Linked DNA regions of Homo sapiens: region 1 is linked to region 2. The links are chromatin loops, found by intact Hi-C in ENCODE. Cell type or tissue: heart left ventricle. All regions are shown on one strand. Links, peaks and the distances in the headings refer to the core of each region. The heading gives the core; the rest is flanking DNA.

Evidence for each region. Peaks named below come from ENCODE experiments on the same cell type or tissue, not always from the same donor. Only the 100,000 strongest peaks of a DNase experiment are listed, where the experiment ranks them.
Region 1: a loop joins it to region 2, with 2.5 times the contacts of the local background. A loop is called at or near these places in 3 of 110 quality-filtered maps.

Annotation. Positions count from the first base shown.
Region 1 is chr1:81,432,546-81,437,932 of GRCh38, forward strand. It overlaps a transcript of ADGRL2 not described here. Among named protein-coding and RNA genes, the nearest start is that of ADGRL2, 370 kb to the right of the region's middle. In heart left ventricle, for the core only: no CTCF peak of the experiment used is centred there; no DNase peak of the experiment used is centred there; H3K27ac peaks cover 2,860 bases.
Region 2 is chr1:81,546,439-81,551,825 of GRCh38, forward strand. All of the region lies in intron 1 of LOC101927434 (a long non-coding RNA gene), which reads right to left. It also overlaps a transcript of ADGRL2 not described here. Among named protein-coding and RNA genes, the nearest start is that of ADGRL2, 250 kb to the right of the region's middle. RefSeq lists an enhancer at 896-1,675 and a silencer at 3,219-3,378. In heart left ventricle, for the core only: a CTCF peak has its summit at 3,268 (motif pointing right); no DNase peak of the experiment used is centred there; H3K4me3 peaks cover 643 bases; H3K27ac peaks cover 384 bases.

The sequences.
Region 1 (5,387 bases), core at 62-5,061, 110 kb before region 2:
TGGGATTTTGTCATAAGTGAAATGTTATTATGAGTTCTTAACAAAATTAACTTGTTTTTGTTTGTGATTGGGTCTATGAATTAAGTATACTGAGACCATGCCTGTTTCATCTTCCTGCCCCCCTCCTCGGCGCCGCTCCCCTCCCCAGCCCATTTTCAGACAGGAGGTCAAGCTGTCGTTGGAACATCATATTTCCTGCTTGGAAAAGGCACTGGATTGTATAATCATCTGACAGGAAAGTTTCAAGAGTACCAGGAGCTTCCCTTGGAAGGCTTGGGGCGGCATGGGGAATGTGCAGCATCTATAAACGTCTTTCCTTTGTACAATCATGGGCCGTTCTATGGTTGTGTATACAGAGTTTCAATGTGGAAAGAGCTAAACTGAACTGTAAATACCCTGAGGAAAAAGTGTCTGTGGAAATATGTACCTTGGGCTTGCCTGGTACCCTGTAGTTATGTGTCCTTCCTTGCTAAGGAAGGAACATCTGGCTGAACAACTTACTGTTTAATGCTATCAGGCTACAGACATCCGGTCACTCCTTTCCCATCCCAATATAAATTATCTGCCTTAGACAAGGGATGTAACATATTTGTATGCCAAGAAATTTGATTTTGTTACAATTATTTGCTCTTAATTTAAGAGAATTACTTTGTACTCTTTTTCTTTTATTTAATCAAAATGTCATGTGATTTCCTATTTTACTTGAATAATTCTCATAATTTTACAACACAATGAAAGGATTATAGATTAGTGCAGGTCAATCTCCTCCATGTCCTCCTTATTTTTCTTAAGATTCCAATCCACAAAAGGTCATAGACAACATAATACTTCAGGTCCAAGGACACCTCAAGGTCCCTTTGAGAAAGCGATTATATTCCAAGAGAAGTGTGCCCTGAGTTTTAACCACTGTGATTCAATGAAGAACATAAAATGTGAACTAGTCAGCAACTGCCAAGTTTAGTCAGGAGCACCCTGTGAAAGCTGATCTTACTCTAGGGTTAGGCTGTTTTGGGGAGAGTTTAAAATGGTGCTTGCAGGACAGCCTGTCTGGGTTGAATTCAGATTCTACCCTTCGGCAAGGAAATTATTTAACCCTTCTTTCCCTTGGTTTTCTCATTTGTAAAAGGAAAATTATAATTGTTCCAATTATTCTTTGCTGCATAATAAAGCACCCTGAAATTTAATGGCTTGAAAGAAGTATGTCTTATTATCTCTCACTTTTCCGTGGATTGACTGGACTCTGTTGGGTTGTCCTCACTCAGGGTTCATAATTCCGGAGCAGTCAGATAGCAGCAGGAACTGAAGTCATGTAAAGGCTTCAGGGGACTGGCCCCACAATATGATTCATTCACATGCTGGTTGTAGGCTAGAAGCTGTGTTGGGACTCTGTTGACACCTGGCCTCTCCATGTTGCCTGAGCTTTCCCACAGCATGGAAGCCTTAGTCTGACTTTTTAGTGGAAGCTCAGGGTTCCAAAAGAACAAGGCAATGTTGCCAGTTCATTTAAAGGCTAAGCCAGGACCTAGTATGCTATCTCTTCTGCCCCACTCTATGCATCAAGCAAGTCAATAAGTCCAGCTCAGATTCAAAGGGAGAGGAATTAGACTCCACATCTCAATCTCAATTAGAGGAGTAGTAAATAATTTGATACCATCCCTGATCTACCACAAATACAGTATTAACCACATAGAGTTTTGTGAGAATTAAGCAAATTAATCTTTGTAATGTACTCAGACCAATGTGTCACACATGTAATGTATTTTCAATGAAAGTTACTTATTATTTTCTGGGTACTTATTCTATTTTATGTTTCTTCACTGCATTTATCACCATCCAACTTTGCTTGTTTTTTATATTTGTCTCTCGGTATGTGTTTATTGTCTCTCTCTCCTACCCAAATGTAAACTTCATTACCATAGGAACTGCTCTTCTAGGGCCTAGAAGAGTGTCTGGTGCTTGATGAGGGTACCATAAATATGTGTTGAATTAATGAGTGAACTAGTGAATAAGTGAATGAACCCAGTGAATACAAAACTGTAGGAAATAAACATCTTGGATGTTTGGTTGTAGAAATTGGGAGTGAGGGAGGATTACAAACAGGGAGGTTGACATTATGATTTATTTAAATATATTAAAAATTAGAATGAGTATCATCTCTCATATGAAGCAGTTTTAACTGCAGCTGTCTGGGGAAGCACAAAATATATTACCAGGCCTACCTTGCAACCAAAATTGGGAAGCTGCAGGTGGTCATTCACAGGCCTTCAAATCTGACAAGACTGGGCTTAAGTCACTGCTCCGCTGTTTGCTTGCTGTGTGACATGAAAAGTTTTTTAACTTCTCTGAGTTGTAAAATCTGTGAAATCAGGCAACAAGGCACACTGCAAGGGACTCCTGTGAGAATTAAATACAGCTGACAAAGGGTTTCAACAAAAGTACTGGACACAATTAATAAAAATGTACCAGTCCCTGAAAGTATTAATAATAGGTAAACTTTATTGACATGAATTTTATTTTACTTATACTCTATATTAAGTTAGACAGCTTTACAGTTTCTGTTTTTCAAAAACTCCACTTATGTTTCCAAACACATTAAAAAATATTAAAATAAAATTACATTTACTTTTTAATAACTCAACATTCAATCTGTGAGTATAATGACCCATAAACTGACCTTTCTGCTTCACCAGCAACTGACAAAAGAACTGGAACTGAATATTCACTAAGTTTTAACAACCATGTTAAAAATAAATGTTTACATTTATCAAGAGAAACTGTGACATCAGAGGAAATAAACATCATGTCCAAAGAACAACTTCCCAGAATTCAAGGGGAATTCCCCCACCTCCAATCTCTCTGTGAGGATGTCCAAATGTAAATTACTTAATCAACCAGATGCTGATTGTCGAGAGTTCAATGAATTCAAAACACTTGGAACTTTGAGAAATTTTAAAAGGGAAACCACTTTTTGTTCTTTAGAGTGCTTAGTATTTTTAAATAAACTTATAGGCCAAGATGAACTAATAAATATAACAATCCATTTCTTCAAAACATCGGGACTATATATATTTAATTCAAGATGGTTAATTTGTAGGTAGACACACATATTTATATAAATTCATAGTGGATACATTGAACAGAAATTTTGTCTGTTTCCTTGCTTTGCAAAAACTGTTGAATAATATTTCTTACACTGAAACATTTCTCTGGAACCTGGGAAAGATGGAAGCTAGAAAAAAGAATGATGAATAAAAAATCATACATCTTCAGACAGGGTGCGGTGGCTCATGCCTGTAATCCCAGCACTTTGGGAGTCTGAGGCAGGTGGATCACCTGAGGTCGGGAGTTTGAGACCAGCCTGACCAACATGGAGAAACCCCATCTCTACTAAAAATACAAAATTAGCCGGGCGTGGTGGTGGATGCTGTAATCCCAGCTACTCGGGAGGCTGAGGCAGGAGAATCACTTGAATCTGGGAGGCAGATGTTGCGGTGAGCCGAGATCACGCCATTGCACTTTAACCTGGGCAATAAGAGCGAAACTCCATCTCAAAAAAATAAAAAAGAATCATACATCTTCAAAAGGAAAGTATTCAGCACTGAAGTTGCATATTGCTGTCAGGTAGACAGTATAACATATATTCAATTCTCCAATCAGCAAAACACCAAAGAAGCACAGGGCAGACACGGCTCGGTCCTCCAAAGTGAAGGAGAACGTACTTGCCGACGACATCACGGTAGAGCATGGTAAAATTTGTTCTAGAGGGGACTTACAAATATAGGACTCACTGACGGGTTTGATACCAGATAGGTGGCAACACTCAAATAACATCTATCTAACATACCTGACAAAAGGTGGTTAGTAAATATTAGTTTTCTTTCCTTCTTTCATTTGAACTATTTTTTTTCCTCGCTTTTTTGTCCATGACCATAATGTCTGGGCTCTGTGACTAAGCGTATAGCCATGAGTGCTGGGATCACTTTATGGCTCTTTGTTCCCAAGTAAACAAGCCTAGTCTGGTTATGTATTAATCAATAGAAGGTGATAGCCTGCATAAAGAACCAATATGGGGAAAGCAGAGGCCCAGATGAAATCAATATAAAATAAATTTATCTGAGCCTTTCCATCCTTCCACTTCTAGTTCCTTTATGATCCATGATCCATTTTAGGAAGATCAGTATGCCAGGGACTGGTCTGCTCAGTGAACCTCACTTATGTGAAAAGGAGAAACTCTTGTTGTCACCTATCAGGACCTGATTGGATCCAATTATATAGGGCTTCATCTCTTAATCAGATACCGTATTGGCATTCATGCCATAGCTATTTTTCCTATACAGAAGTGCTGACAAAAGTGATTTGGAGTTTTCCTTTCTTCTTTCCACACCTTACCCCTTTCAGAGAATGTCTATAATTCCACTCCTTACGATAGTAAATCCAGATGGCAAGAATTCTCAACAAAATGTGTTCATAAACATTTACCTTTTTCTTTCATATTTGTAGTAATGATAACTAATCCCTACAGTCTGGATTATAATTTGTTCAATTTATCCAACCAAGGCAAAAGTCTTTTAGGGGAATTTCACTATCCAGTCTATTATTTAACCTCATGAACAAAATCGCTGTTGCTGCCTCACTTAAAAAGATTCATCATGAAGGTTAAGAACAGATGAGACGGGTGTCTGCAGTCTCCTGGAATCACAAATGTACAAACAAGAGAACTAATTTTTCTCTACTGTTTTTACAAAAAAAAGGAAAGCTTTTTTTTACACTAGGCAAACAGCAACTGGTTTAGTCTCATAAATTTACATGTCCTAAGTAGTGTCAGTCTTCAGGCAGATTAGATTAACAGGCCTTGTGTTATCATCCCAGGAAAAAAAAGAAAAACAGATCCAAAGTCATCTGGTTAATTGGAGGAGGTGGGGAGATGAAGTTGCTTCCATTAAGTTCTTTTGGAGCAGTTGCAAGATCCACAAAATCTGTTTTTAGCTCAGTCATTCATCCTGTTGGATGTGTGATGTGTTTTCAATTTAATGATAATTGCCCTTCCCATTTCTTTGATAATTGCCCTCTCTATTATCATTTATGGAGATTCAAATTATAAATCAAGACAAGACAGCCAGAAAAATATTATGATTGTCCCTTCTGAGGCCACAGTAAAACTCAAGTAACACTGCCAAAGTCTGAGAGCTTAAGCTGTTTTCATTTGCATGTTTCTGAACATTCTATTTTAGGGTCCAGTGGTTTTCCTAAAGAGGAGGTTGCATGACAATAATAGAACTGAATGATAATGTGTACAGAGAATATAAATTTAGCTTTGATTCGAGTTATAAACTTGTATTTGAAATCAGAAACTTGCAGTCGTGACTGTCTGAAAGCAAAGGTGAGGA
Region 2 (5,387 bases), core at 310-5,309:
ATATGAAGACTGGTGTGAATAAAGACAGAAACATTTCATTCCCACAGATATAGCATAATAATAATGATAAATTAGGAACATCACAGACGTGTTCACACCATGCCCAGATGTGCCAAGAAATGGCGCTTATTTCTTTTTAATTGATTGGATCTTCTTCATAATTCCACATCCACTGGGCAGTCTAGAAAAGTTATTTCTGTTACATTGTTGATTCAATCTTATTAGGCAATTCAACCCATCTCTTTATGTAACTTAGTTTGTGCTTCAACAAGTAAGAGAAATACTTGTCAGATTTCCGGCCTCTCCACCTGGATTTACATGGATTATGTGAAATGAGTGAGGTACACATAATCTTAGGGGAGGTGGAGTCCTGGAGTTGAAGAGGTGTCCTCTAAGTCCTCCCGGCCTGGTCTTCTCCCAGAGGTGGTCATCTCAGGAGGGACTTGTCCATCCCCAAGGCATTCTGAAGCCTCCATTGCAAGAAACTGCCTTTAGTGATATTCATTCATGTTTTGTTCACTCAATTCTTACAGTGTTTCAGGGCCCCAATAGCCATCTCCCCTTGTTGATCAAGCCCCCATCTCCACTTTTGCTGAAAATAATGATTCCCAACTGGATCTTTATCTACCGTGAATGGCTTCATTTTCTTTAGACCACCTGCTTTGGCAAAGTTGCCAGGCAAGACCTTCACCTACTTTCAGCCAGATGCCCCTGGTTCGTTTCACAGGACACTCAGAAAAGCTACCATACCATGCAAGAGCTGAGGGAGACTCTGAGGGGTTAAACTCAGATCTTTCTATACAAAACCACAGTAAACCACTGAATTTAATTTTATGTAAAACCCCCAGTAGTTAAGCAGAAGGAACCTGTAAAGCGATAGCTTCTCATCCTCTTGAAGGAGCAGAAGGCCCTTTCCCCTCACCATTCCCCTCAAATTCTCTAGAACATCTCTATACCCTTCCCTCACTCAACCCCCACCACCAGGAATTGGTGAAAACTGGAGAAGCTGGAGCAATGTTCTCCTATTTCTCTGTCTTCTACCAAGAATCCAGTGGGAACTGAGGAGCCAGGCATTTCCCGACTTCTTCCTCACTTTCATTTAAGACTCGCTAGTATTGTTGTTATTTCATTTAAGACTCTCGAGTATTATTTGTCTGGCGGCTTCTCAATAGTTAAAGAAGAAATAAAGGAATTTAGAAAATCTTTTTCTTTCTTACAATCCAAATTTCATGACTATTGTCTTGGCAAAGAAGTCAAAGGAGCCAGCTTTTGAGATTCAAAACTGATCAATGGCTTCTTTGTTCTAATCTTGGGAATTCCCAGCTTCTCCCTCCCAGGGGCTATGTGCTTGGGAGGTAGAAGTTTGCAACAAGGGAACTTGATTTAAGGGATAAGTGTCAGTGCTTTAATTTACTATCTCAAACGATTTCAAATAATTCTCATTATAACTCCCACCAAAATAACAATATTAGCTTCTTACTATGTCAGATACTGTGCATCAATGTTATTTTATGTTTTACTTAATTCTTACAACAACCCTGTTATGAAAGTCTTATTACACACATTTTCAGCGTAGAAAATCAAGTCTCAGAATGATTCACACAGCTGGGAAGGAGTTCTTTCTCTTACCCACTGCAGTCTAAAATAGTGTTTCTCAGTTTGACTACAGCCCACACAAGAAATATAATTTATGTCCCAATCCAACTACACACGTAACTGAAGAAAGAGTTTCACATAACAATACTTAACTTGCACTCAATTTCTTATGTTCTGTGCAATTCTCTTCCTTTCTTTTTTTACTCTTTTTAATGCTAATCACAATCAACTAAATTGATTTCATGACCTACTAAAGGGTCATAATTGACAGCTGAAAAATGCTGCTCCAGCATCTGCTGCATCAATATTACAGAATTCTAGTAGAAATTACATCAAACTCTTCAGCCATTTGGAAATCAGGCTAAGGTAATTTTTCATATGCAAGTTATAATTGTGAGCGCTTCAGTATGAAAAACTTGAAGCAAGTAGAATAGTGAGTTAAATGTCAATTAAATACTGTTAAGTAGCTTTAAAATTACTTAGCAAGAGGAAATCCAAAAGCTGAACAAATATAGATTTGTGGTTGACTTGCCATTTTTAAGTAGTTTCACAAAGTCCTCTTTGGGTTATCCTCTCAGAACTTGTATCTAGGTATTTTCACTCTCAATTTTGATCTACAGGACATAATTGTATTCCAAGGTTTTTATTTTTCCCCAAGGATTCAGGTTAAAATGTAGCATTGTTTTCATCCAAATTGTATTCCAAATCTCTAAATAATCTCAAAGAAGAAAAACTTTCGTGAGTCCCAAATTCTTGAATGATTAAGGATTTGAGTCAGTGGACATTCTGCACTTGGAGTGAGCAAGATAAACTCCAGGCTGATGATGTCAACTAATTTGGGAATGAGTGAGTGACATTTCAAAAAACAGAAGGTTGAGAAGGTGTTCAAGAATTTCCAGGTCTTGAAGGCTAGAAAAAGCCAACAGATTTCTGCCTTGCAGTCCAAAGCTCATTACAAGGTTGTATGTTGGAGTGCTTTGCTTTAGGCAACTTTCAAGTAAATCAAGAAATGAGCCCTCTCCCATGTTTGCTGCACTTTCTAGTTCTCACTAAATTTTACTTTTGACCTCTGAGACATTTGCAACGGCACCAGGATGTGGTTACAAATTGGATTAGTATTACCAAGCAGATCCTTTTGACATGCTGGAAGACCTAATCCATCAGTTACCTACTGAAGCCAAATGGATGACGTTTGTAACTCCTTGGGGTAGGTTTTGAGATACACAACAGGAGGACAAAACAGAAACTTTTGAAAATATGGAAAAGAAACTATTCAAAACAAAGGAAAGGAAGAATGCTCGAATAAATGCTGGGAGACCTAGATTCTGGCTCTGCAACCACAAAATAGTTTTGGAAGCCTTACAAAGTTACTTGACCTTTTTCAGTTTCAGATTTCTCACCTGCAGATGTCTTCTGTAGCTTATCACCTGCAAATGGTCTCCTAGTAACTACTGACATGCCAAATAGTTGGGATCAATTCTCTCCCTCAAATTGCACACAAGATTGAAGTCACCATATTCTTCAATACTCTCATTAGATAAATACATTTCAGAGAATACTATAAATAAGCAATCCTCCTGGAATCTGGCACCATTGAGAAGAACCTAGCCACCAGTGGTTTTAGGAGAGAGCTAAGGGAGAAAGCATAACATGTAAACAAGATCACGGGATGAGAAATTCACACAACCTGTAGAGGGCACTAAGGTACTTTTTAGAGAAAGAATCAGACTAATGGGCATGAGAGGTACCTGTTACCCCAAGTGAGAAGCAAATGGGAAGAAAGGATGAGTGAGAGAGGTATCTTCATTCAACTTTCCTCACATGGTTCTGTTAATCCCTGCCTTCTATCCCAAGTAGACAGTAATCACAGTAATCAGTGATTACAAAAGATAACCTGCTAAGATAGAAAAGGGAAAAAATTACAAAAAGAAAAGCTTCTTTGTAAGGATTTGATAAATGAGCCCTTGATACCTAATAACTTCAGGATTTGCCATTGGTCTGAATTAGGAAATCCAAGGAGAAAATGTTTGAAACTCCTGCCATATTGATTATTGGCAGAGCAGAGGTAAATTAAGGGGAAAATCCAAGGAGTATCATAGGGTAGGATAGCACAGATGGAAGATGCCAGTCAATGCCTTATATTGCAAGATTGTTTCTCAGGAAGGAATGAATAGGATTCAAAATGATGCCCAGAAATGCCCTTACTTTTGTATAATTCTTAACAATTTGCAAAGCCTTTTGTAAAGCTAGAATCTCATTTGATCCTCATGACAGCCATTTTATAGCTGAAGGTGTAGAGAGGTGATGTGGCTTTCCCAAAGTAACACAGTAAATTTCAAAGCTAGGTCTTTAATAGAAATTAATTTCCAGTGATTTTTAACAGAACATCGGGCTGTTCTACCAACCCAGAGTGCTTTCGGGGACTTATTCACAGTGGAAAAATTCTGTTACAAGCCCAAGAGGTGTCAGTTTATGTTGGAAAGTAAAAATCAAATGGCAGATATTCACAAAGCAAAATAAAGACAATTTCTCATCACAGGCTTTGTAGCTCTAAGAAGCTAACAGGAGTTTTCACAACACAAATGGCTAATGTTAGCAGCACGCCGAGTTGGCAGTCCTGTCGTCTGCCTGATCAACAATATGCCATGCTGTTCGAGATTTATCCTGTTACAATTCCTCTGGGTAAAGGTATCATTTCCAAAGTATCCCTATCAGAAAGTAAATAGAATTTGTAATAAAAGCCAATAGAAGAGGTGGGAGCATATATGCTTTCCGTTCTACCCTCTTTACAGAAAAAAAAAAAAAAATTCATTACTGCCTATATTCAGATGATTAGTGTCCCAAGCCAAAGCTCCAGGAAGGGAATCTAGAGTCAAAACAGGAAGAACAAGTTTGGGTGTGAACTCCACAGGGAAGCCTCAGGCTGAGACATGATGATGTCATGGGCTTCAGGAGGGGCTTTGAAGTCAGACCCAAGGTTGAAACCCAGCTCTGCCTCTTAGAAGATGTACTGAGACTCATTGAGCTTCATTTTCTATGCAATGAGGATGAAATTCTGATCCTGCAAGTTGATGTAAGGATCAGAAATAATACATGTAAGTGTGTGTCACATAATAAATCCTCAATAGGTGGAAACTAGAATTTTTGGGTCCCAGATGCTTGATAGGAAATGGGGCACACAGTAATGTTGAAAGCCCTAAGGACAGGTTTTTCCTCTTTTCAAGTCTGCTAAAGACTAGCCCTGACACCAGGTCTTGAGGAAGATCTGTGTATCCAACAGGCCAAGGACTCTTTCAGAAGACAGCTTTTGTCGAGTGTCACCTTGAGTCCCCAAGTGTAAGGATTTATTATACTTTGATTTGTACAAGTCCTCCAAGATCAAAGATGGATTCTGAATGTTAGCTGTCAAGTGAACAAATGATTGTGGAAATATAAAAGCAAAGCAATGCATGTTGCCTTAGGAATAGCTCATTTGCAAAATCTAATATGCTATTACATTGACATATTTCCTCATTTCATCTATTAAATCTTCCATTTTAGTAAAACTAGTTTGTTACAACCAAATGCTGTGATTATGTGCACTTATGTATACATCATAAGTGTATAGTCTGCCTATAATGTCTAAAGAATGCTGGGTCTGAGTTGAAAAAAATAGGAAATTAAGATCTAGGTGTGAATGAACAGCCTCTGCATTTCAAATATCTTTGAGTATGACTACCTCCTTTAAAATACTTCTGAAACATATAGCTTTTTAAAATTTTAGTTCTTCTAGCACATCAATCAATCAATCA